Linked DNA regions of Homo sapiens: region 1 is linked to region 2. A link is an interaction called in ENCODE POLR2A ChIA-PET data of the cell type or tissue named here. Cell type or tissue: IMR-90. All regions are shown on one strand. Each heading gives the region's core, and the rest is flanking DNA. Links, peaks and the distances in the headings are about the cores only.

Region 1 (16,276 bases), core at 5,148-13,147, 83 kb after region 2:
TTAGGAAATGTGCTCATTTTATATATTGAGAAAGTAAGATTATCTTTAAAAGTGTGGATTTTGGAGCTAGGCCCAGTGCCTTTGACTGTATTGCTTACTTTCTGCTATGGGGCAATCTTTATGTCTTTATGATTCCATTTTCTCATTTATAAATTGAGGTATCTTAAGGTTATGATGATGATTAAATGGTATAATAAATGTGGGCTACTTGGTAAAGTGCCACATAAGTAAGCCCTCTGAAGTGTTTACCTATTGCTGCAGCTGTTTAGCCATTGATTCAGCATCATACAAGCACACATCTAATGAATTCGTACTTTTAGTGAATGAATAAAAAATGGTATCTTTATAAACTCGAATGTTGCCCCTTGTTAATTTTCTAACAAATTAGAACTGTGAAACCCAACTTATTTTCATTTTTGCCTTAGAGATCAGTAAGCTTAGAACGAAATTCATTATTCCAATGGTGTAACTTGTTCAGTTCAATTCTAGGAACAACTACTACTTTATTTTCTTCAGTTGATCCCTATTCTCTTTGATCCTTTAATTTCTGATTTTATGTCATCTCCATCCATAAATCACTGCCAAGCCTTTTGAAAGGGGTATAATTTATATTAAATGGCCTATCTCCCATTCCCTGTTAACATCTTGACCATGTACAATTGCGTGCCGTTCTCATCTGTGAGGTTTTAGTTGTAGCATGGATTCTTTTTAGGCTTAATTGGAAAAGCCGTCAATCCTGTAAACCACCTACGACATCCCACAGTGTACTATACAGGTTAATTTTCCATGACTATTACAATTTGTGACACTGGTTTAAAGAGCAAAATCCAAATTATCTGCTTACTAAATGTATAAATTCAGAAAATGACATCTTTTCAAAATTCTTTTAAATTTTGGGTAAGTTTAGGTAACGCCAAAAGTCCTATTCGGTATTTTAGAGCCAAAATCTAGACAGAAGGTGTAATGTAAAACACAGTTTTGTCAAAACACTCAGACCATTGGCTTATTTACCTGCTTGTAGTTTATATTAAAAAGTAAATTATCATTGAATGAGATTTTAGGTCTTTCTGAAAATGAGAAATTTCCATTGAAAGATATGGCTAGTCATGTTTTTGTTGCTTAAGATTTTATAGCTGGAAATACTGCATTTTAAAAATATCTTCAGTTTTTCATCCACATTACAGCTAGGTGCTCCTAAATGTGTTGAAAGATTTCTATTAATATATGGTATTAAATGATTCATAATTTGAAGACTCTTAAAGTTCTTTGATCTTATAGCTAAAAATACTGCAGGTATTATAGTTACTAGAAAAAATTTCCCATTCTATACTGGCTTGTCTATTATCTGCAGCTTACTTAGAATTTTTAAAGGACAGTATAAATAAACGGAACCCCCCAAATCTGGTACTTGACTGATTTGACTGGAAGACCCATGGCCTAGTTCCAGCTGTGTAATCAGTAGCTATGTGATTTTGACCAAATAAGTTAACATCTCTATGCCTCAATTTTCTTATCAATAAAATGAGGAAAGTTGGGCTAAACTGATTCCTGAGATCCCATTCAGCTGTGGAAGCCTTTGATTCTCTTGTCACAAAGCAGCACACAATGAAATACTTTATTCAAAATGAAATGGTGAGCCAGGCATGGTGGGCCACAGCTGTAATCCTAGCACTCTGGGAGGCTGAAGAAGGAGGATTGCTTGAGCTCAGGAGTTTGAGATCAGCTGGGCAACGTAGTAAGACCTCATCTCTACCAAAAAATTAAAATAAAATAATATAAAATAAATAATTGGTGCAGTGTTATTAAGCATTGGCCCCTGGAATATATCCAAAGGTCAGGAAAGAAGTTCACAATTCTGTATAGTCTGCATAGCTGCAGCCAGGCTGGCTGATGCAAGTGTCTGTAAAGTTACTGTGGCTTTCTATTTGCCTGCTGGGATTCTAGCATTGAGGATAGCCTCTGAAAAACAGTGCCACTATGAGCCAGTTTCAGTTCCATTGAAGGAAAAAATGATTTGAGAACCTCAAAATGGGATCCATGGACTTCTGTATTCTACCAGGGCTCAGCAAATACTTCACAGGTGATTTGGTTGGTAGGGATGAAAAGAACGTTGAGACAGCTTTGTTCACATACATTCTTCAATTTGAAATGTTAATTATTATGACAGGCACTGTAGCATGTGTAATCATGAATAATTATAAGAAGCAATAAAGCTCATAATGTTAAAGAGAGGGAACTCGAAAGGCAGTCTTCCTGGGTTTAAATCTGAGCACTGTCTGTCAATAGCTTTGAGAGTTCAAGCAAGTTGTTTAACCTCTTTGTGCCTCAGTTCCTTCATGTAGAAAGTAAGTATAATAATAGAACCTGCCTTATAAAGTTATTCTGGAAATCAATAAATTATTAAATGTAAAACATTTAGAATGTCTGGCATGTAAATTCTTCATAGGTGTTATCTATTGTTATTACATTATTTTCACAGAAAATATTTAATGTTTGCAATATCAGGAATAGATTTGGGTACAAATAACTGAAAATCCTAAGATAATAATGACTTAGGCACAACAAGATGGCTGCTAAAGCACTTCCCTTTTAAACACAAGTTTTAGAAGTCACATTTGACCATTTGGTTTACCTCTTCTTGACCAGAACTTAATTATGAGGCCAAATAAGCTTCAAAGGAAGATGTAAAATGTGCAATTTAATCTATGGGGCTATGTGATTAGTTCAAAATATAATGGCTTTATTATTGAGGATTAAAGAGAGAATATTGGGAAACAGCATCTTTCCACAAATATAATTACATTTTGAAAACCGAGTTCCTCAGTTTTCTCAGTTAAGGGACAGCTTCTTTGCCAAACTGTTCATATTATTTGCATATCTAAATATTTAATTTCAGTTATTAGTGTTGTGTTATTTAATTGCCTTGCACGCAAAAAATGGACTGATTTCTCAAAAATGATTACATGGCAAAAATAGAATTAAAATATTAACATCAGAACTCCAGTTCAGGCACTAAATTTAAATTGACATAAGTTGGTAGAAAGGACTCTGCTAGTGCCATAATTTAGGGGAAGCTCCTAACTACGGAAATGTGTGAATAGGAAGTATGGCAGTGAACACTAGTGTTCAGATTTGATTGGACTGATGATCTACTGACCCCCTAGTCACCTGTTAGGAAACTGTAAAAATAAGCTACCCAAATATGAAATTGATGATTCTTTTTTCCCGAAAGGCAGAAGTTAAAACCCTTCAGATGTCATTTAGAATTTCAATCCTTTGTGTGACACAAGTCACATTATTACTGAGAAGCTTGTCAACCAACCCAAACTCTTACGATAAATGGGTGTAGAGGGGAAGCAGATTAATTATTGGCAAAACCTCTTTGTTAAATGACATTTTTTGTTCAATGACACATCACACATTAGTAGCCATCAATGTGTAAGTACAGTCACTATTTTATGTACTAATATTTTTCTCCCAGTAAAGCACAAGAACTGGGGTACAGAGACTGAATCACAGTTCAGAATATATTAATTACATGCATTCATTCATTTATTTGTTCATTCAACATACATTTTTTCAGGGCCAAGAGTTATTCCAGGCAATGGAAATATGGCAGTTAACAAAAGAAATAAGCTCTTACCATCATAGAACATATAATTCTAATGACAGAGAAATGCTTGATGACTTTTACCACTATTTATCTCTTATGACCCTGTGTTACATGAAAAGGAAGTGATTGCTGTGAGCATTCTTGTGTAGGCTGAGCAAGGTGAATTAGGATTTTTAGAGAGAGTGAAACAGTTTTTGGTTGGGGCAAGAGTAGCATTGCTATGTATATAAGAGTTTACCTGGATACTTGTCTATCTTCTGCTTTACTTCCAAGAGCATTTCCTAATCAATAGTATACGTCCTGGTGGTGATTAAGAGATGAAGGAAGTAGTCAAAATTGTGACTAGGATGGAATTGCAGTCATTGAGTTTCTATGTTAGTGTTCTGGGCAAAGAAATACAATACAGCTTTCTCCCTACTCCTTCCCAATGGCAAGGGGGTCACACAAGATTACCTGAAATATGGAATAAAAACATCTTTTTATGGACAGTAGATTGACTCTTTTTTATATTAAGTGGCATGATCAGTTGGTGTTTCTTTATGATATTTAGTGTCTTGAGTAGTGTGGCCCTATCTTTGTATGGCTGCAATATTACTGTATTTAACATTAAGGATAAATTATTGGAGATTTTGAAGAAGACTGAATAGTGATACAAATGGTTGTTACCAAGAGTTATATTTTTTCTCCATTATTTGATTTTCTTTATTTGAATAAATAAATCGAATAGCTTATGTACAAATCAGTGCAAATGCTGCAGCAGGATATAAAAGTGCATTTCTTTACGTTGAAGGAAATGGTTAGCTTTGCTTTAAATGTGACGAGTTTTTCAACTGAAAGTAGACATAAGGGAGAAGTCTCTCCATAATTCCCAGGTCTACATTTGCTCCAAATATTCCCAACTCTCTGAGAGAGGCACGCCAGACTTGCCGTCATTCCTAATGTTTTATAATGGTAAAGAAGGGCTTTCTAATTTAGATGAAATAGAGTAAGAAAAGAAACTGAATGGATATGGAATCCGATTTTTTAAAAATTTTAGATTTAGGGGGTTCCTGTGCAGGTTTGCTGCATAAACTGCATGACTCTGAGGTTTGGGCTTCTAATGATCCCATCACACAAGTAGTGAATAGTGTACTCAATAAGTAGTTTTTCAACCCTTTTCCTCCTTTCTTCCCTCCCCTCCTTTGGAATCTCGTGTTTATTGTTCCATCTTTGTGTCCATGTATATCCAATGTTTAGCTCCCACTGTTAAGTGAGAACATGCAGTATTTGGTTTTCTGTTTCTGCATTAATTTGCTTAGGTTAATGGCCTTCAGCTGCATCCATGTTGCTGCAAAGGACATCATCTCATTCTTTTTATGGCTGTGCAGTATTCCATGGTGTATGTGTACCACATTTTCTTTATCCAGTCCACCGTTTATGGGCACCTGGGTTGATTCTATGTCTTTGCTGTTGTGACTAGTGCTGCCATAAATATATGAATGCAAGTGTCTTGTTGGTAGAATGATTTATTTTCCTTTGGGTATATACCCAGTAATGGGGTTTCTGGGTTGAATAGTTGTTCTATTTTTAGTTCCTTGAGGAATCTCCAAACTTGTTTCCACAGGGACTAACCTCATTTGCATTCCCACCAACAGTGTGTAAGTGTTCTCTTTCCTCCACAACCTTGCCAACATTCTTTTTGACCTTCTTATAGTAGCCATTCTGACTAGCGTGAGATGGTATCTCATTGTAGTTTTGATGTGCGTATCTCTGATTAGTGATGTTGAGCATTTTTTTTCATATGTTTGTTGGCTGCTTGTAGGTCTTCTTTTGAGAAGCATCTTTGTCCTCTGCCTACTTTTTAATGGGGTTATTTTGGAATCTGATCTTTGGCTCATGTCAGATAAAGATACCTTTGTGAAAGATTGCAAACAGCAAATCTCTTGCTGATATGAAACTAGCGATTTTAAAACTTTTAATTTTTATTTAAAATTCAGATGACTTTTTTTAAACAAAAGATTGGTGACTGTATGCTGAGTGCTTTTGAAGTAGTCTACAAATCCCTTCAGTTTGAGAAATACTACTCTTGGCAGAAGAACAGAAATAAGATACATAAAAGACAATATGAGGAAACAAGAAAAGTCAGAGTTGGGCATATAAAACTTCAGGGAATAGTGGTGGGCCCAGATGTTGTTTAAGGAGTAAATGTAAAGTTTACAAGTATTTAATGTTCTGGTTATCTGTGAGGTAACAAACCACTTCAAAACCTAATGGCTTAAGATGACAACTATTTATCTCACAAATCTTTGTGTTGGCTGTGTGCTGCTTTGTTCAGTTGGGGCCACACCATATGCATTCAGCCTAGCTTAGCAGAGGCCTCTTGGTTTTCCTCCATGTGGCAGTGTCTCATCCTCCAGGGCCTCTCCAAGTGGTATCTCTCTAGTTGGACTTACTTTTAAAGCATGGCAGCTGAGCCCCAAGATGGGTGTTCCAAGAAGGAAACCCGAAAGCTCAGTGCTTGCTTAAGGTCACTTGGCTAAAACAAGTCATGTGCCCAAGCCCAGAGTCAGTATGAGAAGCACAAAGGCATGAATCCCTAAGGCATGTTTCACTGGGATCTACCAGTGAAACAGTCTACCACAAGTGTGGAAAGAAAGAAGCCTGTCATTGCAATGTTTATATTTCTTATCAAACCTGAAGGACATTCTATCTTGGAAATGGGACAAGTTCACACTGTGATGGTTTGAATGTCTATGAATGTGATAATCAGAATATTTTAAAGCAGTGGCTCTCAACTTCGGCTGCACAGAAGAATCACTTAGGGGAACACTGAAAACTGCAGGTGCTTTAGATTGCAAAGGCCAATTAAATAACGTTTCTCCAGGTATGAGTATATTTTAAGGCTCTTTGGCAGATTTCTAAAGTGCCATCAAAGTTGAGACAGCACTGTTGTTTCTGAGATTGACTTGAAGGAGGACAGCCATATATTTTCTTTGCACCACTGTTAGAATGCTTGCTTAGATGTGCAGTGAATAAAGGATCAAGCGTGGCATTCTTTATGATTCTTGTTTGGCTCCGTGGTTATGATTTCTTCCAGTGAGATACCATCTCAATCATATTTCTCCCCTTAGAACCCTAAAATAGTTAAGTATTTTCTCAAGTGGCCTTACAATATTTCTTATGGATATATCTGATTTGAGTTCCTCAGTTGTCCTTCTCTGATGTTCTTGTTTCTTATTCATATCTCATATAGACTTGTCACCCTTCTGTGTCTGTGTCACTTCAAATTATTTGATCCTTACTGTCCTTCCACATCTCAGTCAGAGCAGATGCCTTCCTAATATCTAAGCTATCAGGCACTTTTTCCTGATTGTCCTTCTTCTTGTAATGTTCTCATAATAATTCTTCATGACTGCAGTTACTCAAATGAGTTCTATAATTCAACACCTTTTTGGTTCCTCTGAACACATAAAATTAAAATTTAAATGCATAAACTTTCCTATCTGATTGGCCACACCTTTAAGTTTTTTGTAGTGTTAATTTATTTCAAAATGTAGTATGTATACCTGGTAAAGTAAAACTTTTCAAATAAGTATAAATTAAAAAGGAAATCTCTTTCCATGGCGCACCCACAGTTTCATTCCATGGAGGAAACTATTAGTGCTTGTTTGTGTATTCCTCCAGAAATGTTTTTATATACCATAATATACATATTTAAAAATATAGCAGTGTTTTTAAGCATAATGTATTGTTTTGAACCTTTAAAATTATTTGATATATCTTGGAGATTTTGTCATATCAGTGGTTTTAAAAATGTCATTATAGTTCACTATATGGCCATACCATAATTTATTTAAATGTTCCTCTGTTGTTAACATTTGCATGCTTTTAAGTGTTATTTCCAACACATATCTTTCTGTAAATGTATAAATTACTAGTGGGGAATTGCTGGGTCAAATAGTCTGTTTCCTTGGATTTTGATACCTATTGCCCAAGTGCCTTCCAAAGAGATGCCACTAATTTTATATTCCCACAACTGTTTATGTGATTATACCTGTTTTCTTATATCCTCATCTGCATCTGCACAGGATTTAAACCAAATTTTATTTTTTGCTTTAGTTTAGGCCTTTACTATCTCTTGTCTGGTCTAATGTAATCTGTTTTTTGTTTACCCTCTTATAGACATTAGCAGAGTCTGGAACATATAGAAGATTACCTATGAATGTTAGAATGATAGATTTTACTGAATTGTAGGACATAAAATTTCTGCTTTTGTTAATCAGTAACAAATATCCAATGAAATATAAATACTGCATGGTATTACTCTGAAAACAGAACCCATGCTGAGCATTAAAGTAGCCAAATAGTCTAACAGGCATTATATGTTTTTTAATTAGTTTAAGTTTTTATATTTTTGAGTTAAAAATCCCAGCAAAGTCCTAGAAATAATGCTTGTATGATATTTTTCACCTTAGTGGGTTGTAACATACTCAAAGAGGAAGAATACATGAATTTTCATTAGAAATAGTGATATGAAGAGTTGATATACATGAAATTAATATTTATTTTTGAATCGTGTTAAAAGCATTTTTGCTTGTATTGATTTTTGTGGGGATTTTCTCTTGTATACAAACAATGGAATAAATCATGACAAAAAGCTTAACATATGTAGTATAATATTTCATAAAGTCAGAAGAAATTATAGCTTATATAATGAAAAACTGACATTGAGCAGTATTTTATTATATTGTGATTAAAAAATCATGACTTTACAAATTACATTTCATATCTGGCTCCTGTAGTTTTTCTTTTAATATATTGAAACTGTTTTATTAATAAGGAAGTTTCAACTTCTTGGGAACCCTTTACTTTGAGGCAAATACAGTTTTCCTGGTTCATTATTAAACTTATCTCTCTTTTAAATACCTTGCCAATTTTTGAGAGTGGTGGAAGGTGTGGAAAGCTCTATGTTCTTTAGAGTTTGAAGAAATATTTATTGTGTTAGGTATATTAATAGAAAATTATTTACTTTTCGTAGGTGAAAGTACTGTGCTATAAAATGTCTCTCCTTTTCAAAATTTGCATTATCCATCATTAATTCAAGTGAAGTAGTACTTTCAACATGGAATTGTGAAACTGAAGTTGTTCACTTTCTATTTAGAAGTTACTTCTGTTCAAGGATATTTCTTTTTACCTGTTGCAGAAGAGCATCTTAATAGCTGCCACATTTGTTGACTATTTTCTATATGCCAGTATTTGCACTAGACATTTTACAGATATTCTTTTATTTAATCTTTACAATAGAACCTTTAAAGGGTTATTATTGCATTTATGGCTGACAAGAGTAAAACTCCAACAGATTAAGTAACTTGGCCAGTGATGACACAAACTTGTTAGGGGTGGAGCTGGGATGCAAACCTAACTCCAATGTCCACAATCATTGTATGGCCAAGGATGACTTTCATGGGATTGAATTTTAGCCAACAGATCAAAATTCTAAAGAATTTATTTTAGTGTTTCATCATCTTCTCAAACCTTCAGCTTCATTAAGGTTCAGTAATTAAAAATGGGAATAACCACATTTTATGATCCTTGTTAGAATACAGATCACTAAAAGGCACACCATTCAGTTTCCTTGCTGAAAGAGTAGTCACCAAGATAGTCTCCTAAGTTGAGAGCAGAGGCAGATATTAATAATGTCAAGTTGCTCAATCAGTCCTTAAGCTGTGTGGCTTTTAAGGAATTGGATTCAAGAATGTGAATTCAGTTGTGTGGCCACTTCTGGGTTGGCTATATTTTCCCATTTATTAAATTCACCCATAGTTGTTTTTTTTTAAATAAGGGGAGCTTGCATTTCTACCTAAAAATTACAAAAAAAAAAAATAGATTTTTCATGGTTTCTTTGAAATGTAATTTCTTACCATGATATCTTCAATTATCACAGTTTAGATGTATTACAATATAAAAATCTTTGCTTAGAAAGCTTACGTCTTTGAATGTTCATCTGGATTTTATGTTAAGAGAAGAAATTTTCCTTTATTTTGGCTTTAATGAAAGACCATGTCAAACAGTGATTTATCTGACATGTAAATAGTTATAAGCCTTGTTTTAATTTTATATTTTAAAACACAAATGTAGTCCGTGGTATAGTTATAATATGCATTATATATGTTGCCCTAGTGTCATGATATTTTTATGAATCAGGCTTTCAATTTCAAAAATCAGCTTTTGCTTTTTTATGCTCCTGGGTTGGATACTGTCATTGTCTTTAATATCTAAGGAAAATGTCTCTTCTTGCCATTGAGCCCACAATTTTCTTTTTAAAAAAAATCAGATAATGCTTATATATTGAATGATAAAGATTTTCTTTTCTTTTCCTTCTTTTTCTATTTTTTTTTTTTTTTTTTTTTTTGAGATGGAATCTTGCTCTGTCACCCAAGTCGGAGTGCAGTGGCACAATCTCGGCTGACTGCAACCTCTGCCTCCCAGGTTCAAGTGATTCTCCTGCCTCAGCCTCCTGAGTAGGTGGGAGTACAGGCACGTGCCACCATGCCCAGCTAATTTTTTGTAGAGATGGGGTTTCACCATGTTAGTCAGGATGGTCTCGATCTCCTGTCCTTGTGATCTGTCCACCAATCCACCCGGCTTGGCCTTCCAAAGTAATAGGATTACAGGCATGAGCCACGGCGCCCAACCCGAATGGCAAAGATTTTCTAAAGCTAGATCAGATAAATTTCTAGCAGCTCAAGAGGCAGGATTTCTATGAAGTTAGAAGTAAATTTAAATTTAAGCCTTGATTCATCTATAGACAGATATTTGCATTGAATTAGGAATTAGGTGTACATTGATTTTTTAAAGGTGTCAATTAAACAGTATGGGAATTGGAGTTTTAATTTGTTTCTTTTAATGTCTCAGGTCAGGCAATGACTTTTTCCCATTTGTTATTGTTTTGAATCTTATATGTTTTCTTTAGTGTGATGATTAGGGGGACTTAACTGCCAGCTGTTCATCTTTCTTTTTTCTTTTTCTTTTTCTTTTTTTTTTTTTTTTGAGACAGAGTTTCACTCTTGTTGCCCAGGCTGGAGTGCAATGGCACGATCTCGGCTCACCACAACCTCCACCTCCCAGGTTCAAACGATTCTCCTGCCTCAGCCTCCCTAGTAGCTGGGATTATAGGCATATGCCACCATGCCCGGCTAATTTTGTATTTGTAGTAGAGACAGTGTTTCTCCATGTTGGTCAGGCTGGTCTCAAACTCCCGACCTCAGGTGATCCGCCCACCTCGGCCTCCCAAAGTGCTGGGATTACATGCGTGAGCCACTGCGCCCGGCCTTGTTCGTTTTTCTTTACTTGACAATTAGGTTCCCTCTATTGCCCTCTGCCTCATATTGTATAACCCTATAACATAGCTATATGATTTCTTCCTAAATATGCATCTCAGGGCTTGACCTACCAGGGACAGCATGGATTGTTAACTGCTTTCCGATGTTGACAGCACTGCTGTTGTTCTATCCACCTAAATCTGATTTAGCTAAAACAAAGGCAGTATATCTGCTACCTTAAGTTATTATATATAGATTCAGTTTGCTTTGTGTTTGTTCTTTTAATTTGGTTTTACAGATTAAAGGTTTGACTCTATCTGATTATTTTGTGTAAATGCATTTTTCAGGTCTGATGCATAGGCAACTTTGCCTAAATAAATTAGCTTCCTGGCTGGATTAGCAAAAGACTCAAAATTCTTCAAAATATAGGAGTAATTTTTTTCCGAAGAGCTACTAAAGTGGTTTCCATTAAACTGGGGAAAAATGAATATTAAAAAAAGGAAAATTGATTTATAAAAGATTATAGCACTTTCTGAACTTATTCCATAGAGGAGATAAACAGTGCATTTTTACTCCCAATAATAGAAGTGACTGACGCATAGCCTCAGTTTTTTCTTAAAACATGTTTCATGTGCACATAATGCCAGACAGTCCTGAACAATATGTGGAGCACTATCAAGGATAATTCTCCTGTTTAAACATTGAATCTCCTGTGCCTGGTGTATATATGTGATAAATGCACTGTGCCATTTATTCACCTTCAATACATGTGTATTTTTATTTTGGAAAGATAATGTGTATGATTGTTGATTAGACCAACTTTTCTTCCATGCTTATAGAATAGAGTGAAATTTTTAATCTATGTAATACTTAGAAAATGAATATGTGGTCTATTCTTATGATATTTACTTTTTTGAGACCAAGTTTCTTTTTTGTGGAATTGTAGCAGTCTCTCATTGCCTGAGGTATACCCTAAATTCTTTGTCCCATGACCAAGAAAATTAAGGAGTGTGGACACTAAGGGTGAGGCTGTAGCAAGAGTTTAATGAGTGAAAGGAGAAAGCTCTCCACCACAGAGAGAGGGCCCCAAAGAGGGTTGCTGTTTTACAGTTGAATATAGAGGCTTTTATGAGAAATCAGTGAAAGCTGGGCATCTCATTTGCATAAGGCATGAATTTCTGGTAGCTCCACCGCATCCTTCTAGTGTGCATGCAAGCCCTTAGCTTGAGTTACTCCATAGTTACTCCATACTGCTTTGTTTCCTTTAAGGTACATGTGTCAGGGGATGGAATTTTCCATTGTGAGCATGTCTGGGCAAATCTCCTGTGTAGCCTTTCTTATCTATGTGGCAGTGGGCATGTCTTAAGCAAGTTCCCCCGTGCAAATTCCCTTTTCTGTGCCTGCAGCTTGATTTCTAAGCTCGTTTTTTGTTTGAAAGAATTTTACCGAGGACCCACCCTAACTGCCTGCCTGACCATTTCCTTCCTCCTCTCTCAGAATGATTTCTTCACAGTTTTGATAGAAGTTTTACTAAGATTGAAAGAAAACAAACTTTGAATAAATAGATGCACACACCATGTAACTGGATGTTAGTACTGAATTTTATCATGATATTAATCTGGGCAAGTTGGCTACCTGACCAGCAGGCTGAATCTGGCATGCATGCGTGTGTGTGTGTGTGTGTGTGTGTGTGTAGTTAATTTTTTAATTTACATTTGAAATAGGCTTGGACAGGACAGGCATTCTGCAGCTGCCAGTTACCTCCATATTCTCTTATATAAACCTCATATTTAAATTCATTCCTTCCCTCCTCCCTCCTGCGCTGGCTCTTAGATTCATTTGAGTTTTTGACAGTTTTGTTTAAATAAATCTAGGAAGGACTGATGCATTTTTTTTTGTAATTCTGATTAATATTCCAGTGAGACTTTAGAGAAGGGAAGGAACAAATTTACAGGTCATCTGGATCATTTAACTCTTAGAGAAAATAGTTAAATGGAGATTTACCAGTGTATTTTTTAAATAAGCAAGATGGGATTTGGTTAACTGAGAGAAGAAACTACCTTGCAATATTTAGCTGGCTTGACTGCAGGATAAAACAGAGGTCAGTACATTTGTTTCACTGAGCAGATGGTGACTGCACTTGTTCTCAAAGTGTGGTTGCCAGACCAGCATCAGTATCACCTGAGAGGTTGTTTGAAAAATATTTAGCCCCATCCAAGACCTGCTGAATCAGAAAGCCTGGGGTTGGAGGCCACAGTCTGAGTTTTAACAAGTCTTGCATGGTGTTCTTATGCTGTCTAAAATTGGAGAACCACTCTTCTGCTGAATCTTCTTGCTGCAAGAAGATCAGTGGAAGACGTGGTGTTCCCTGGATTGAAGAAATCTGAGTTCTGATCTTAACCTAGCCTCTTGTCAGCTGTGTGACCATGATTCCTCTAGATCCATATTTCCTAATTGCAAAACAAGAAAATTGTGTTATTTGACTTTCTTCCAAATAGTCTGAGGCATTAATAATTTCAAAAGTCTTTTATAGTATTATTTCTTCAAAACAGCATATTTTGGTTTCTTTCATTCTTCTCTCCTATTGCTATGCAATAAAAAAAAATTCAGCCTGAAAGAAGTACCATTTAATTTTCTTTTGTTTAAGGGGCTGTGGGAAATTGAAGTAGAACATTTATCAGGTGCCCTTAGGCTACAAACTAATAATGGAGGAAATGGCCCTGAATCTTCCTAGCACCTGTGGGCCTTGCCTTAGAAGATGCCTGACAAGGACAGTTGAAATATTTAGTGGTACTTGATGTGCTAGAGTATGAAACCAAGTGTAATTTCAGCAATTTCGAGCCCATCGAACTTGCCTAGCTAGTGCAGTTAGTATAGCCCACAAATGGTTATGAAGGAAGCAGTTAATAGTAATGGTTTCCTGTATTACTTGGCATATTTTGAAAGCAAATTAATTTTAAAATTTTACTTTTAATGCTAGCTTATTTGTGATTGTCTTTCCTCCCAAACTTGATACTTGAATTTGTATTAGGTTTCCACTTTTAAGGCAATTCTATATATTTTGTTTCATATTATTGCCAGTGAAAGCTATCTTATAGTATTGTTAGAACAGTGAAACAGAGGTGAAAGTTCTCCTGCTTTATCTGGTCAATACCCAACAACACCTAGAAACTTTCTTCCAAATCTCACTGATTGATTTTATGTTAAGTAGTACTTAATACTTATGTGTTTAAAATACATATCAGTACTTACCTGTTTTAAAAATATTTAATATTCTCATTATAAAAACAGTAACTACCCATTGTAGAAAATTCAAATATTATTGGGGTACATAATATAAAAAGTAAAAGTCCTTTGGAATCCACTTTCTCTACTTTTGCCCACCACCCATGGTAACTATTGTCATTAGCCTGAAGTTTGTCATAAGTTCCTTTATATTTTTTTCTAAATTGCACTGTTAAAAATTTTAGTGTACTATACTCTTAATGTACTATTGCTATACCTTATTTCATATTACATTCACAGTCAAAATTTTGATTTCCTTGACAAATCTAAGACAGAATAGCTAGCATATTGGTGAAATTTTGAATTCATATTCATCCTCATAACAATGAAATGCAGACATCAGTGCTGTTATAAATAAAAACCAGAGGAACTAAAAAAAAATTTGAGGAAATAATCAGCAAACTAACTTTGTTATGCTTTGCAAAGTAATTTTTCTAAAGCTTATGAAGTTGAAATATGCCCTTTTGTAAATCAAAAAAAAAAAACAAAAGCAAACATTAGAGATTATACTGAGGAATTGATTGAGGTAAAATATTATCCAGATTCGGTTTAGAAATTAATGGTAATATTTCTGTAGGAAGGTCTGGACTGGAGTATTCTGCTCTCTGCTGTTTCTTGTATTTTCTTTTTCTTTTTTTTTTTTTTTCACATTTTTTATTTTATTTTTTTATTTTTTTATTATACTCTAAGTTTTAGGGTACATGTGCACATTGTGCAGGTTAGTTACATATGTATACATGTGCCATGCTGGTGCGCTGCACCCACTAATGTGTCATCTAGCATTAGGTATATCTCCCAATGCTATCCCTCCCCCCTCCCCCGACCCCACCACAGTCCCCAGAGTGTGATATTCCCCTTCCTGTGTCCATGTGATCTCATTGTTCAATTCCCACCTATGAGTGAGAATATGCGGTGTTTGGTTTTTTGTTCTTGCGATAGTTTACTGAGAATGATGATTTCCAATTTCATCCATGTCCCTACAAAGGACATGAACTCATCATTTTTTATGGCTGCATAGTATTCCATGGTGTATATGTGCCACATTTTCTTAATCCAGTCTATCATTGTTGGACATTTGGGTTGGTTCCAAGTCTTTGCTATTGTGAATAGTGCCGCAATAAACATACGTGTGCATGTGTCTTTATAGCAGCATGATTTATAGTCATTTGGGTATATACCCAGTAATGGGATGGCTGGGTCAAATGGTATTTCTAGTTCTAGATCCCTGAGGAATCGCCACACTGACTTCCACAATGGTTGAACTAGTTTACAGTCCCACCAACAGTGTAAAAGTGTTCCTATTTCTCCGCATCCTCTCCAGCACCTGTTGTTTCCTGACTTTTTAATGATTGCCATTCTAACTGGTGTGAGATGATATCTCATAGTGGTTTTGATTTGCATTTCTCTGATGGCCAGTGATGATGAGCATTTCTTCATGTGTTTTTTGGCTGCATAAATGTCTTCTTTTGAGAAGTGTCTGTTCATGTCCTTTGCCCACTTTTTGATGGGGTTGTTTGTTTTTTTCTTGTAAATTTGTTTGAGTTCATTGTAGATTCTGGATATTAGCCCTTTGTCAGATGAGTAGGTTGCGAAAATTTTCTCCCATGTTGTAGGTTGCCTGTTCACTGTGATGGTAGTTTCTTTTGCTGTGCAGAAGCTCTTTAGTTTAATTAGATCCCATTTGTCAATTTTGTCTTTTGTTGCCATTGCTTTTGGTGTTTTGGACATGAAGTCCTTGCCCACGCCTATGTCCTGAATGGTAATGCCTAGGTTTTCTTCTAGGGTTTTTATGGTTTTAGGTTTAACGTTTAAATCTTTAATCCATCTTGAATTGATTTTTGTATAAGGTGTAAGGAAGGGATCCAGTTTCAGCTTTCTACATATGGCTAGCCAGTTTTCCCAGCACCATTTATTAAATAGGGAATCCTTTCCCCATTGCTTGTTTTTCTCAGGTTTGTCAAAGATCAGATAGTTGTAGATATGTGGCATTATTTCTGAGGGCTCTGTTCTGTTCCATTGATCTATATCTCTGTTTTGGTACCAGTACCATGCTGTTTTGGTTACTGTAGCCTTGTAG
Region 2 (16,276 bases), core at 4,214-12,213:
CAGTCAGAAATGCTTATTATTTAGAGAAAAGGTGTTAAAATTCAAAAAGACTAAAAGATCTAAAAGAGTTGCCTCTGGAGAATACAGAACTGGGCCACTCTTCTGTACCATTTAATTTTTTAAAATCAAAGTAATGCTTACACATGGTTTAAAGAAGGGTTGGCAAAGTTATCTGTAAAGATCTAGAAAGTAAATATTTTAGCCTTTGCAAGCCACATGACCTCTGTTGCAGCTGCTCAACTCTGAGTTTGGCTGTGTTCCCTTTTATCTTTATTTACAAAAGCAGTGATAGGTAGGATTTGGCCCATGGGTCACAGTTTGCCAATTCGTTTATAGGGTCAAATAGTGCTAAAAGGCCCATGACAAAAACAGTGGTCCAATGGCCCCCTGCCGCCCAAACCACTTCTAAGAAGCAGTCACTCCAAACCCTTCACTCTAAACCCCACAGGTTTTTTCTATTTTTCTCCATAATTCTAATAATGTATGAATCAAGGGATACCAGTGTGCTTTTATGTCTAAATATGAATTTACTGCTATTCCTTGGTTCATCAATTTTAGACATTTTCTGTTTACATCTGATTAAGGTAGTTGAAAATACTAGCTATTTTATAGCTATAACTCAAGCTATACGTTTTTTTCTCCTTGTTTCCTAAAATTATTGTTAGGCTATTTGGTTAAATGCATATTCAGTGTTTTTACTGTTATGAGAATGCAGCTATTGTTACTTTTGAGCCCATAACTATGGTTGCCTTTTGTCTCGTGCAAACTTTTGGTTTTACTGGAGTTAATGACTTTATTTGCTTAGTTTTCATTGAATCTCATGCTTTTTTTCCGTTCTTTTTAATAGTTATGTAAAATGTCTCTTACTGCAATCTTCCACTGAGTTAAAACCATCAAAAATCTATTGATTTTGGACTTTTTCCTAGGAACATTGCTCCTGGAGCCCTTCTTCATTGTCCTGATCACATCAGGATTGGTTTTTCTCTAAGCCTTGCATGGTTATGTTAATTGCTGTCACCGTTTATCTGAGAATTCCCTTCCCATCTCTTGTGTGTTGGGTCCTCTGTTCCCTGGGTCCCTCATTTTGGTGGAGCACATTCGTCTAATCACCTGTCAGGAGTGACTGGGAGGAGGGTTGAGTGTAAGCCTGGTTTTTACTTTGCTGGCGTTGGATAGAGTAGCAAGGTTGGCATGTGACCCCCAGTCTTTAGTCTGTAGCCTTTTACATTCAGCCCTTCTCTGTGCCTGATGTCTTAGAGTCTGGATCTTGCTCTTTTTCAGTTTCTCCAGAGATAATATCTCTTGCCTCTCGATGAGTGAGATGGTGGGGGGCACCTACCTAGGAGTGTTATCCTTCCTTAAAGAATTTGTCAGGCAGCTTTTGTTCACCATTTTCAGCCCCCACCTTCGTCTACTTTTCATGATACCTGGGGTCTCCAGACCCTGTCGAAGTAGATAGGCTTGTGTTTCATGCTAGCTCTCTTCATTGGCAGGAACTTGGATTTGACCTTCTTCCCCTCTGAGAAGTCATTACTTCCTTGTCTTTCCTTTTCCTGTCTGCATGTTGTGATTTGAGTTACAGATATCTGCTACTTCCATGAAGATAGAGTTTATGGTTTTGTTTCTTAATTTCCTTGTTTGGGGATGATTTTCAGAGAAGGAATGAGATTGTCGTAATGACTGTAACTGTGGATGTGTGTTAGCTGATAATTTTTAAAATTAAAATATTTCTGTATCTGCAGTTTTCAAAACAATAAAGATGAAACTTATTTTCTTTCACCAGCTAAAATAAAGACCCACAGTCATCTCAGCTTTGGGGTTATATTAATATGTATGCATGAATGAATATATTCAAATATATATGTGCATGTATGCAACTGATAGTGTAATATAATCGTCGGAAAACTTTTCCTCAACATTTTGATTATTTTTCTATAATTTTTAGCATCTTTCTTTATAAGGTGAATTTTTAGCTTAATATTGTGTTGTTGTTTACTTCTTACACAATTGGCATTCCTGCTTGGGGCTTCCCTCCCACTGTATTTATAACTTAGTAGTGTAATAATGGTATAATGATACATCATTGTAGGCAATACTACATTGTTTTTCATGTCTTCATCTACCTTCTCATTCGCATTCCTGAAGTAGATAAGGTGTTACACCCAAGGGAAGCTGTTAGCTTTTATTAGCAGGCTATTTTCTGAAAAGTTTTAGCTAATTGTTTTTGGAGTTTGGCTTGCCTTTTCCCATGTAAAGAATATTTAAATGAAAATTTGTATTGTCTGCACAGGCTTTTCATATGTCAACATTTTGATTAATGTCAATGAATGTGTCAGTTAATTATGAATCTTAGCTAAGGCACTGGACATGAAGGGCAGATGGCCAGTGTATCCAGAAATTCTCAAACTGTTTGTGATAGAGGACCAGATTGTTTTGTTTGTTCATCTATGGCAAACAGATACTTTTATAAAATACAAAATCATGTGCATGAATATAGCAATAAAAATTGCTATAAATTTTAAAAAATGCTTACTCCCAATTTTTGTATTTTTGTTGCAAATGAAAAACAAACAGTTTCATGGAATGCATTAGCCTACAGACTACATTTTGATCCAGGCATAGGAAAAAAATTGGGAAGAGCGTTTCTTCCCAAATTTTTGACGTGTGAAAAACTTGCCTACCATTCTGGTGCTTCTCTTTCTGGGCCTTTTGCTCACTTCCTGCTGATTTTATTCTTTCCCAAGCCCAGAGGGTCTCTTTGCCCTCCTAACTGCTCATTAGCTTCTAGTTTTGAAGAATTATGCAGAGTAGTAATAATCACAGGCGCTGTTTATTGCACATCTATTGTAAGAAGAGTGCAGTGTCAGATGCTGGGATTACAGTGGCATACACATCAGAAATGGCGCTGCCTTTGGAATGTAAGAGTCTGTTGTCAAGAAAGAAAATATATGTATGTATATGTATGCCCGTGTATGTGAATGTATGTGAATATGTAATGAATTTCTCACAATCCAGTGAGGGTAGAGGATATTGTTCCCATTTATGAGTGGTAAATTTTGAATTTCAGCCTAGTCTTACTTTAAAGCTCATACTTTTTCCACGAAGCATTTTGGGGAGTATGCTGAATTATCCTATTTATGTGGCACATGCCCAGCCAATCCTGCTGTGCTGTACATCAGCAGTTTGGAAAAACCATCTGAGATGCAAATAACATGTAAGTCCCTTCTTCTTCCTTTCTAGAAGTATTTTCTTTTAAAAGAAAAGGTACCTTTAAACATATTTAATGCTGATGTAAAAAGTAGTAGAATTTTATTTCATTTTGTAGAGTGGAATAAAAAATTTACTCAGTGTGGTGCAAGATACTCTTGGCAAGGGTAGAGAGGTGGTTACTACCACTTGGTGTTTTTGCATCTCCACCAAGTTTATTCAACCTGACAAGCGAACTAGTTTTCCCACTCTCATATAAGGGTTGCTTTTCTGAGCTTTGACTTATTTTACAAATGACTGCAATGAGACTTGCCCTGGGGCACAGCCATTTGTTAGAAGACCTGGCTCCCCACCTCCAGTCTGCCACTGACTTGCCTCAAGTCTGTGCTCAAATGCCACTTTTTCATGGAGGCCGGGCCTGACCCCTTATTTAAAAATACAAACTGCCTGTACTCCCCATCCTCCTCATCCTACTGTATTTTATCTCTCAAATTGCTTATCACTTACTAACATATCATTAATTCACGTATGTATTTTGTTTGTTAATTATTGTCTTCTCCCTTCACTAAAATTTAAGCTTTATTCCTTCCAAGAGCTGGATTTTTATTCTCTTTTTTCTTAGATGTTGCAAGAACTCAACACATGTTGCAGAAAGGACTGCCATTGACCTGCAGTCTACAGTGTTTCTGCTTCTCCCATGCTGCCCTTGTCTATATCAAAAGATCTAAGTCTCAAGATTTGAGCTTTTACTCAGTATCAATAAAATGGCTTTCTCTGTTATACCCTGAGCCCGTCCCCCTACTTTCTTACTCCTTTCTGTTTCTCATTGTCTTCATTTGTATGACAAATGCATAATGAATGTCAGAAGTAGTGCTGGGGATATGGAAGTGAGTAAGATAAATGAGGTTTCTGAATCATGGTGCTTATGTTCTAGTTGGGGCAGACTAAGCCATAAAATTAACAAATAATTGAATAAAATAAGGATAACATGATATTGATAATTTATGATACTTCCAGGGAATCAGCGTTAGTTAGGTCGAGAAATTTCTCTCTGAGTAGGGGATACTTGAGGTTAGCTCTTCCTGCTTTCTTCTCTGCATTCTCTGTATTCTTTTTAGCTATACCTGTGATCCCTCTGCAGCATTCTGGAGGAATGAAGTTGTTAGAGAAACGCAGCTAACAGTAGCAGGTAGTATTATCCCCAATCCTTTTTGAAGATCAGAGGCAAATAATCCCTTACTATTCCTATTACTGCCACACTGAAAAGAAGTTTTATAAACAGTGTGGGAGGGGGGTGGGTGTTGGCGGGAGGTAGGTGGTTGCAGTAAAGTGGATGAGGTCTTTATGTTTGTCTTAGAGTTAGTTTATTAAAGTTAACTTATTTTATAAACACGGCCGCCAGTACCTCTTCTGCAATAAATTAAAATTCTCCTTTCTGTGTCTTAATCTCTTCTTTGATTGATCCATAAAACTGTGTTCAAGTGAAGAGCTAAGGGCCATTATTGTTACCTGTAAAATGCTTTAAACCTTACTCAGTCATTCATATACACAAAGATACACACAACTGGTAGACACTATCTGTCGAAAGTATTCTTTGGAGTTAGCATACAAAGATGCCAACGTTATAGCACCAAGAAAGTTTGAATTGGAGATATTAAGTAAACTGTGAGTTGTACAAATTTGCATTCTCAAATTTATTCTTATTAAAATTCATTTTGTAGCAGAATGTTTTTTAGGGCTTTATAATGGAAGAATTATTCTAAAAATTAATAGCTTGCTCTTCTCTTTGGAGAGATGGCTCCTTCCACTTTTTAGGTGTAGGCTTTGAATTCCTCTGGACCACACAAGTTTCTAAAACCTTGGCATCCAGGGCTTTGGACTATAAAATTTCATTGGAAACAAATAATGGAAAACAGGATTTTTAAAAAATCAGCTGTTTTCTTTAAAATTACTTTGAGTCATTGTTTTTCAATATTATTAAATTAGTAATGGTTCAGTGTTTTACGTCTTTCATACTGAGAATTGTTTTTAAATGGATTAAATCCATTTAATCTGCTTAAGTATATTTGCATCAATTATGCATTAAATATCTTTAATTTTTTTTAATTTCAGACTTTTAACGTTTAATTTTCCTGATATAACTTCAGTTTTGTGATTATACTGTATATAAACCTGAAGAGTTACATAAGGCCTATACTTTCATGCATTTAAGAGTGAGCCTTTAACTCACTCCTAGAGCTGTAGGAAAATGAAATTTCTATATTCTTATAAAGTCAGTGTCTTGAGATGATGTAGACAGTACATTTGGAAATAATTAAAATTTGTTCTTTATTAAAAAAAAGCTCTATCTAGATCTGGACCTTTTCTTCTCAAATAAATTTAGATTAATCCTAAAATGAAAAATGAACCTCTAAAGCCCTTTATATAAAGAAAACCGCTGAGATTATAGTTACTTCACAAAGCTGAATGAAAGTGACATGGGTTAATTAACATTCCTTTAAATATTTAGCTGATATATGAACTAGGAAGTGAAATATATGTCTCAATACTTAAATATTTTTCTATTTGAAAAAGGGAATAAGTAATATTATTAAAACTTAGATTATGAGATACTGTAGAAACAAATTCCCTGGAATTGTTGGTGCTTTTATATTGCAATTATTTTGTTTAGAATTATACATCAGAAGAAAACAACTATTAATACCTTTTCTATGGCTTAACCTTTGTTAAGCCATACTGGTTTATACATAATGGTTTATACTGGTTCCCTGTCTTTAAAATAAGAGGCCTATTCTCGGTGGTCTCTGAGCCAATGAATTCCTTCCAGTCTTTGAACTTATAAATTTACTAGTCAAGGCTTGAAAATTCCAAGTATTTTTTTTGGGGCGGGGGGTGGTAATGAGGGGAAGGTGGGAGGAGAACTATTTTAGAGTGAGAAAACAGCCTATTCAAAAATAATGTTCAAATCAATATAAAATTCTCAGGCTTTTTTTTCCCCCCTACCAAGAGTATTTCTTTTACCTTGGAGATGAAAGACCTTTTTCTTAAATTTGTTCATAAATTAATGAATTTTCAGGCTACATGGCAAGACATTGGAATAACGGGTAGATTGGGGAATTCAAAATATGATGTTTTGTTGAATAGACTTTCTGCTTGGGGATGCACAGTAACAGGGGAATCCTGCAGAATTGCCGAATCTATTATTCCTACCCTACAGCAGAGATTTCCTCTTTCAAGAGCTCAAAGCCCTAAGGATCTTTGAGGTTCTAGGTGCTGTAGGTCTGAGAGTTGGAAGGGATCTTCAGGATCACAGAAGTTCCACGTCTTATCCTGTAGCATCCTTGAGATACGGCTATCTAGCCTTTGCTTCACTCTTGAAAGATGTAGAGAGCTCATGTTTTTACCATACATCCCATTCTACTCTATGATTGTTTTTTTTTTTTTTTTTTTTGGAGACAGAGTCTTGCTCTGTCACCCAGGCTGGAGTGCAGTGGTGCAATCTCGGCTCACTGCAACCTCCACCTCCTGGATTCAAGCAATTCTCCTGCCTCAGCCTCCTGAGTAGCTGGGATTACAGGCACGTGCCACCACGCCCAGCTAATTTTTATATTTTTAGTAGAGACAGGGTTTCACCATGTTGGTCAGGGTGGTCTCAAACTCCTGACGTCGTGATCCACCCACCTCGGCCTCCCAAAGTGCTGGGATTACAGGCGTGAGCCACCGCACCCGGCCAAGATTGTTCTTTTTGAAGGATCTTTCTTACGCTGAGTTTCTACCTCTCTATCGTCTATGTATCATTTCTAGAACAGCACAGAAAAAGCCAAATCTCTCTTTTATGTGGAAGGCTTTTAGTTGGATTGGAGATCTCCTATGGTCATTTAACTCTCTGCTGTTACCTCTGTTGTCTCAGTTCTCATGTACTTATTTACGGAGGTCTAAGTGTTTAAGGTAAAACTTTTACATAAAATATAGTCTCCAGTGTAATCCAGATACTTCCTCTGGTGCTCAACTGAAAAGACAATGAATACTCCAAGTCTAGATTAAAAACAGGTAGCATTGGCCTTATTCAGAGGACGTATGTTCACTTCCATTGTGGTGTCTCCCTAAGGGATTTTTAGGACTAATTTTAATAAGTAATTTTTACCTTACCTGATAACTTTAAGAGCTCAGTGCCCTGTAAACTGTAGTTCTGTCTTTGAAATAGCAAAGTGTTTTCCTTTTTGTTCTCCAATTTAGACAAGCCTCAATTAATTCAGCTCACTCATCATAAGATGTATTTCCATCTCCTTAACCTTTGTGGTTACTGTCACATGGGTCATCTCCAGTTAGTTAATGATGGTCTCTTCAAATCTGACAAAATACTCTAAATGTAGTGGGACCACTTTGGCACAGAGTGAAACGATTCCTTGTTCTGTTCTCACACAGTCCTTGTATTATCATAGCCTAAGATGGTAATAATAATATTTTTAGCAGACTCATCACTGTTGACTTGTTAAAGCCTGTGGTCAACTAAGCATCTCCTGGGCTTCTTAGAAATGTTGAATAACTGGTAGTCAGTTAGCTACATGTTCTATTGGTAGGATAACCTGGCCTTCCCATCTTCTGGGACTTCTACACTCCTTTTGTTTTAGGATTTGTCCTTATTCTTCTGAGGAAACTAGACTTACTCTGAACAGCTTTTTGGTGGTCTTCATTTGTTTAGCTGTAGAGATGGCATGTGCAAAAGGAACAATTAGGTATTTCAGTTTGAAAAAGTCACATTTTTGGAAGCAAAGATATTATTTTCATTTTTATGTAAATACCTTGGAAGTATATCACACGTGCAGAAAAGTACACAAGTTAAGTATAGCTGGTGAGACAGGAGAGTCCCTGACTCCCTCGCAGGACTTGCGATGAGGGGTGGCTCCTTTGCAGCCGAGCTCAAACCGCTTGTGGGAGGGGGAGCACGCAGGTGAGCAGGTGCAGGACCTGGGGCAAGTGCCTTTAGGTGCTGGCAGGACCAAACCCAGTAACCGGGCCCGTGGTAGCAATCAGTGGTTGCCCGCAACTTCTGGAGCCCCAGAGGTTGTGTATTACAAACAATGCCCTTTTGGTTGTTGCCTTCAACAGAGAGCTAAGCCTTAACCAGCTCAGTGGAGAGTCAGGGTGACATATACCCTGCCCTCTTGGTACCCGGGTTCTTGTCTGGCATCCAGGAAGAATCAGGTCACACGGACTTGAAGGATGTTGAATGCAGAGGTTTTATTGACTGATGGAGGTGGCTGTCAGTGGAAAAGGAGCTAGAGCGGGGATGGTGCGGGAAGAAAGTAGTCTTTCCTTGAAGCCTGGCTGACTCCAGCCGGGTCGTCTCCGAAGTCGTGTGGTCTGACATTAAGCCGCGTCTAGCCTTAGTCTCTGATGCGCAGTTGCTTCTAGTCTCTGATGCGCAGTTGCTTCTCCTCTCGATGTTCAGCCGCTTGTCTCTCTGCCAGCTGAGCTCTGAGGTTTATAGGAGCACGAGATACGGAGGCTGGGTGGGCCAAAAAGTAGCATTTGAGCTGGAAAACGGATAACTGTTTTCATTTAGGGCTGCAGATTCCAGGCTCGAGGGTGGGTTCTTTGCCAGGGAGCTGCCCTCTTCTATCCAGTATTTCCCTGCCTCCTGTCGGTATCGCTAACATACAGATCAAGAAATAGAACATTGCCCTAGAAGCCGCTTCATGCCTCTTTCTACTCACCACCCTTCCCCCTCACAAGGAGTAACCAGTCTCGTGACTTCTACATTGTGAATTAATTATGCCTCTTTTTGAACTTGTTATGCATGTAATCATACAAAAGGTGCTTGTTTTGTATTTGGCTCTTTTTATGCAATTTCATGTTGCGAGATTTACTCATGTTGTCGCATAAACTTGTAGTTTTGTTCATTCTTGCTGTATAGTATTCCATTGCATGGACATACTGTAGTTTATACATTCTACTGGTTACGAATATTTGAGCTATTTCCAGATTTTTAGGTATTAAAAATAATCCTGCTATGAATATTCTGTGTGTCGTTTGGTTAGGTATATATTCATAGCAGGATTTGATATATACCCAGATTTCTGTTAGATGTATACCCAGAAGTGGAATTGCTGAGTTATGTGTGATGTTCATTCAGCTTTATGGCATGTTTATGTTCAGTTACTGCCAGTTTTCCAAAGTGATTGTATACATTTACACTTTTACCCTTAGTGTACTAGAATTCTAGTTGCTTTGTATTCTCACAATCCTTACCCTAACCCCAGTCAATTTGGACAAGATCAATATCTTCACAATAGTGAGCTTTTCAATCTATGATAGTCTTCTTTAATTTTTCCTAATATTTTATAATTTTAAATCATAAATGTTTTGCATATTTTCATTAGACTCATTCATAAGTATTTGATTTTATGCTATTGTAAATGTTACAATTTTTTTTTAATTTTTTTTAATCTTTAACTGGTTTTCTTTGTTTAGTTATTGGTTTGCCTTATTTACTAAGATACTTCTATACTGTGATTTGGTGGTGCCTATTCTCAAATGCTTTTTCTGCATCCATTGTGGTGATCATTTGATCTTTATCATTTTTTCTATATTAATTTATGAATAACTTAGGTTGATTTTTGACTTTTAAATAACTCTTGCATGACTGTAATAATTTCCACTTGGTTATCATGTATTATTCCTTATAGACATCACTGAATTTGATTTACAAATGTTTAAGATTTTTACCTACATATGTAGATTTTTACCTACATATCCATGAGAAAGAGAGAGACTGGGATATTATTTTCTTGTAATATCCTTGTAAGGATATTGGTATCAAATTTATGCTATCTTTTTTAAAAAAAGCTGAGAGAATTTTTCTCTTTTTCTAGTCTCTAGAAGTATTTATATAAAAGATTGGCATTATTTGTTCCTTAAATATTAGGAAGATTTTACCTGTGATGTCATCTGAGCTTGGAATTTTCCTTTTGAAGAAACATTTGGAAGGTTTTGAAACAATAAATTCAATTTAATTCTTGTTGTTTTTGTATTAATCATATTTTGTATTTTTACTGTCCATTTTGTTGTATTTTTCGAAGAATTCGTTCATTTTATAAAAATTGTTAAATTTATAGGTCCAAGGTTTTTAGAATATTCTCTTCAGTATCTGTAGGATCTATAATGGTTTTGCTTGCCTTTGTTCCTTCCTGATATTGGAAATTTATTTTATTTTTCTTGATTGGTTCTGCTATGAATTTACTAGTTTTGTCAAGCTTTTCATAAAACCAACTTTGATTTTTATTTGTTGTTTTTTTATTTCATTGTTCTTTGCTCTTTATTTTCTTCACTGTGTCTTTGGATTTCATTAGCTGTTTTTTTTCTAGCTTTTTGATCAATTTTTTTTACTTGTTAATATGTGCATTAAAGACCATAACTGACACATTTGGCACTGATTTACCTGCATTCCACACATTTTTGCTATTTTAATTACTAGAAGTATTTTCTCATTGCCTTTATTTTTCATCTATGGATTTTTCAGTACTGTATTTCCTAATTTCCAAACAGCTGGGCATTTTTGAGATATTTTTCTGTGGTTGATTCTACTGTGATAAGAGAACATATTTTAAATGATTTCAGACCTTTGAAATTTGGTACACGTTCCATGTACACTTATAAAGTATGTTCTAATCTTTTCGGTTACACTATTTGTGTGTGTGTGTGCAAATATAATACAAATAAGTTAGGCTACATTTGTTACTTGTGTCAGTCAGATGATTTATATCTTCTTCAATTTTTTGTTTCCTATCAAGTCTCCCAATTCATGTTTTTAAAATATTTTTTAAAGATCTGTTCATTTTGACAGTATATGTATTAAAGTTATATTATTGGGTACGTACACATTTAACATTGTTATCTTTCTGTTAGATTGAGCCTTTTATCATGATTGAATATCCCACTTTATCTTTATTAATACTTCTTTCCTTGAAGTCTCCTTTATCTGATATTAGGATTAGTATGGCCATACCAACTTTCTTTTGATAGAATCATAGATTTTTAGATCTGGAAGTAAATATATGTATGGACTAATTCTCCCTCATTTTATATGTAATTAAAGGTTTATAATTCTATTGGACTTGCTAGGTGTTACTTTCAACCCAGCATAAAAACTCCGGGTCCCATTCTAGTTCTGCTGAATTCTTTGGAAACATACTGTAGTTAATTCAAACAGCCTCAGCCCATGTTCTTCTACTAGGCTTTTCTCCTGAAGTTTACACTTGGTTGATCTATTTTAGGAAGGTGAAGGCGTGTTCTGAAGCCAGTTAGGGCTGGTTCATAATAAACTGTATATTCATCACTGCCTTTTCTGGCTTGATTCTTTCCTTTCACGTGTCAGTGCTGCTCTGCTAGGCTTTGTTTGGGTGTCATTTTCCAAAACTCTTGTTTTTCCCTGCACTGCTCTGTGGCTGGCTACTCAGAGGCTCCTGTTCTCTGTCTGCCCCAAACAGTCTGCAGACATGCTCTGTCACCTTCTCCTTCCTGGGTGCATTGTGGGGCATCTGATTCTCATTTGGTCTTGGGTAGAGGGGAGAATGCCCCCAGGAGATTATTATAAAAGTAATTAAGTGTTATGTGCAAGTACATTTTTGTAATTCTCTATCTAATTTCTGGTGCTTCAAACTCCCTCTCTATTCTTGGCAGTAAGATCTTTTTCCACTGTTTCCAAAACCCTTAAGTCTATGATTATGAAGATTATATTTTGAAGGTTTCCCCACTTAATTCTCATTTGTGAAGCATGGGACAGACCCACTTAAGCAAAGAATTTGGGGCCTTCCATTGTCACCCCCCATGTCTCTGCATTTTGACCTCTATGAGGTGCATCATACAAAAGGCCATCCAGTCTCCAGGCTCACTAATGATGATGCACCCGAGGCCCAGAATAATGGCAACTTGCCTGGGTACGTATGCTTATGTAGGGATAGAAATGGACCTGATTCCCTGCCTGATTCCTTGGTAATTGTGCTTTGTATTAAGTTATTTAATAACAAAATATTTTCTGTGTTTAAAAAAAAATCCCACCTTGGCTTTGCTGCTTATTCAGTGTCTGAACTTCGGAAAGTTAATTCACCTACCTTGGTTTTCTCATCTGTAAGATGGATTAACTGTTTTATGAGGCATTTTGAGGATAAATGAGTTAATCATACAAAACACATAGTACCTATAGTACCTGACCTATAGGTAAAATCTCATTTTGTGGATATGTGCCACCAAATTCATGAAGTTAAATTCTATAAAGAAAATTCCGTTTTGTTTTTACCTTCCATTTGACCATTGCTGTTGTGTTCCAGTAGGTAAGATTCTTCTAGTAAAAACATTAAGCCACCAGGAAACCAGTTGCATGGCTGAGAACTGTAATTCATGTAGCCCCTCTCCAAAAATCGGCTTTTCCTTTGCAGCACTCTCCCCACTTTGGGACCTCGCTGCCATTGCAGGCTGTTTTTTCTTCTTGGACTACAGGCATCTTGCTTGGGCCCCTCCAAGTTTTCCCTTTCTTGTGTTTATTGGCATAATCCCAGTTCATGGTAGTCACAGCATTATAGTATGTGGGTTGCCAGTCTACTCCTTTAGGTATTACAAGTGGAAAATTATTGTACTTCAAACATGGTTAATGTAAATTTTCTAATGCATAAGGTAAAATTTCATGTCATCTACCCATAGTGAAGGTCTTTTGGTGCTATTAGTATTAAAGCCTATTTGGAACCATTTTTACATTTGATCATTAAAAATAACTCTTCTTCCTGTAATGCCTGTGTTTTTGTTTTGCTTTCCTTTTGCAATTCATTCTCATAGGCTAGTTTTAGTTTTAAAATTTTAGTAGCATTTAAATTAACTCTTTTATTTTAAAAACAGATACAATAATGTCAAAAGTGGAGAAAACATAATTATAACATTATTTTTCAATAATGATCCTAGGAGTATAAGTAATAAGACATTGCATAGCAAAATGAACACATATATTAGAGATATTTTCAAAATAATTTAAAAGCTATGTGTACCACAGTTACTTGTGCAATATAAAGGCAAGTTAAGTGTCATAATCATAAAAATATAGTAATTTTTTCCCAGTGACAGTATGAACCAGAACACATATGTGAACACCTTTTCATATCTGATCAGTTTTATTCCTGATGGCAATAAAACCATGTAAATGAAATGCAAAATGTTGACTGCAATGTAATGGTTGAAATTTTTACATGCATTAAAGAGTCAGGATAAATTTATGGTCTTACGATGGCTGTAGGTTGCATATTTTGTATGTACATTTTTGAGTGATCAATAGCACCATGGCCAAAATACCATGGGGACAAAAATCACAGTTGGTATGTACTGTGGTTTATTGACATTTTGCCCCCTCTCAGATGTGTAAAATATTAACCCTGAGACTGATTTCCTATGGCTTGTCTGTTTTTGTTCAGGGTTAGGTGTAGATATATGCCCATCATTAGCCTACTCTTTTCTTCTTTGGAATGTATAAAATGGCAATATCAATGTGGAATAGGGAGTTCAAATTGTAGTCTTTCCATATTCTGACACCATGTTTTTCACTTAAAATTTTTGGGTCAAATACATGTTTCCAAAATGTATCAAGATACTTTTTTACTTCATTTAGTTCTGAGCTCTTTTGAATCAAATTAGAGAACAGTGTCTTAGTTTCAACTCCGTGTCTTATTTTCCACAATGTCTTGGATCCCAGTGTGCGTGAGGGAGGAATGGATGTGATGCGGCAACCCCATCTTGCTGCCATTTGTTTGATATTCCCTTTGCCACTGATCAAATCCTATCTTTGGCTATTTTTTGAGTTACTTTATTTTAAATTAGGACTCTTTGGTTTTCTTCTCTCTGTGTTTCCACCTCTAGGCAGGAAGGTGTACTTTAACTTACTGCAGTTGTGAAGGATGATTATTTACCTCCATCGTAGGTGATAAAATCTGCTTTTACAAACTGAACTTGAGAAAAAAGCAGATAACTGATAGATGCCTGCTTTTAAGTACAAATATACTATAAAGAAAACTCTTTAGAATACATTACTTTTTATAAACATGGTTAAAATCAACAGATTTCATCTACAGAGCTAGGTAATATATCAAAAAACTCAATGGAAGTTTATAGAAATTAATTAAATTGAACTCTTTTTATAAGCAGACTTTTTACAAGGAATAAATAATACTTAATATTTCCGTCAGAAGTCCTGGGTAGATTTGAAGAAATATGTTGCTTGCGGCATGGCCATAACAAAAAAGATTTAATTCCCAAATATTGCTGGGGGAGAGCTGTATTGTCCAGTGGCCATTACATAGTTTTCTCTATGCTAGGATCCTCCCTTTTTGAAATCTGGCCTATTATACTTAGCTCATCTTTTACAGCACAATTACTTCGGGTTGGCAAAGACCTCTGGTTAAAGAAACTGAATAATGAGAGTTGTGTGTCTTTCTTACCTGATTATACTCCCACTGCTTATATCTTTGAGATCTCTATCTGTGCCACAGAGTCAGGCATTTAAAGTTTCCTAGTAAATCATTGGTGTTTGCACCTATAAACTCAGTATTAGAAGTAAACAAAACTCCTTTTATTTTACTTGAAATTCAATACTGTATGGAGAACTTAATTTTGAAATGTCTAAAGCCTAACTAAGGAGAATTCCTTTAGATTTTTAAAGCCTATCACTTTACCAAGTTGTATTACTGGAAAGCTATGTACTTGGGTCACATTTTAGTAGCTCTCCAAATAGATGCCTTAAAAAAGTATTGTTTAATAGTATGCCCTTACTGTTTATTGGGGGTCAGCTAAAAAGAAGACTGTATGACAACCATTTCTATTAGCTTTTATGAAATTGAAATTGAATTCCGTGGGTTATATTAGTTCTTATCCCTAATAAAGATTTGTATGGGAAAGGCTTAGAGCTGTATCCTAGAAGAATTTCCATCTTTCTTTTTTAACAAACTGGTATCTGTTCGTTTATTGGATACCAAGTGTATTATAGCTCAAAAGTTTCCCACTTTGAGGGGCTTTCTAAGACTCACAGAACCAAATTGATTATAGCTTGGGGATTATGGTAAAACCTTACTCATGTTTTTCTTCACTTCATTCATTGGTTCATGTTCTTGTCCCATCGCTATAATGGTTCACTTTCATAGCTATCCTGGAAATAGGCAGTACGTAAGTAACTGAATGAGCTAGATTATTTAATTCTAAATTCTAGAATCAGAGTAAGCGGTTTTTAAAAGTAAGCAGTTTTTTAAAAAGCGATAGTTGAACATCTCTTTAATTACTACCCCAACTCAGTGAATTCCCCATTCAACTCTGAACACAGTTTGAGTTGCTGCCATGCTGCAGGAAATGGCAAGCGAGGCTGGAGCTCCTGCTCTGTGCATCATTGCATATCTCAGAGTGAGGCTGCATGCTGAACATGGAGATTTAAACAGGTGAAGATGTTGGTGGCTACCCATTCCATTTATATATTTTGTAGTGATAGCTATTACCATCACAGATTCTGCCTTTAGGGTTTTTTCCCTACAGCTTTGGAATCTGTTTGGACTTTTATTCCTAGTTTCAGAAAGTACCCTCAAGAAGATCTTTCTTTTCCAGAGTATTCTTGGAATTACCTGAGTTGTAGGTTATAAAAATTCCCTGAGTATGTTTTTCAAACAGTTTATTTTTGCATTGCAATTTACCTTCCAGGAAAATTGATGAAATATGTATACCTTGATTCTCCGATTTAAGTTAAACAGGATAAAAATGCCAAGTATTTTTTTCCAAATAAATAGATAACATTTGTTTTCAGTGTTTAAAAATTTGATTACTAGAACATATTTTTAACAAGTTAACTTATGTCTCTTAACATTAAAATGTGTTTAACTTTTTAACATAGATTAGGTCATTAAACTTGTGTTTGTTCTACTATAGGGTCCTGGTTACTGGGTGAAGATTCATCACTTAGAATATACAGATGGAGGAATCCTGGATCCAGATGATGTCTTGGCAGATGTTGTTGAAGATAAAGACAAGGTAGATAACTCTAAAAATGTGC

What was found. ChIA-PET counts read pairs that join two places held together with the same protein. Peaks named below come from ENCODE experiments on the same cell type or tissue, not always from the same donor. Only the 100,000 strongest peaks of a DNase experiment are listed, where the experiment ranks them.
Region 1: POLR2A ChIA-PET joins it to region 2 with 12 read pairs; 3 of 35 experiments call an interaction of 5 or more read pairs at or near these places.

What each region holds. Positions count from the first base shown.
Region 1 is chr2:204,752,136-204,768,411 of GRCh38, forward strand. The region is part of intron 2 of PARD3B (par-3 family cell polarity regulator beta); the gene reads left to right. Among named protein-coding and RNA genes, the nearest start is that of PARD3B, 210 kb to the left of the region's middle. In IMR-90, for the core only: no CTCF peak of the experiment used is centred there; no DNase peak of the experiment used is centred there.
Region 2 is chr2:204,670,029-204,686,304 of GRCh38, forward strand. PARD3B (par-3 family cell polarity regulator beta) reads left to right here. Exons shown (of 23, transcript NM_001302769.2): 2 at 16,153-16,254. It overlaps LOC124907968 (a long non-coding RNA gene), which reads right to left and starts at 8,670. Exons shown (of 2, transcript XR_007088057.1): 1 at 7,357-8,670. In IMR-90, for the core only: no CTCF peak of the experiment used is centred there; no DNase peak of the experiment used is centred there.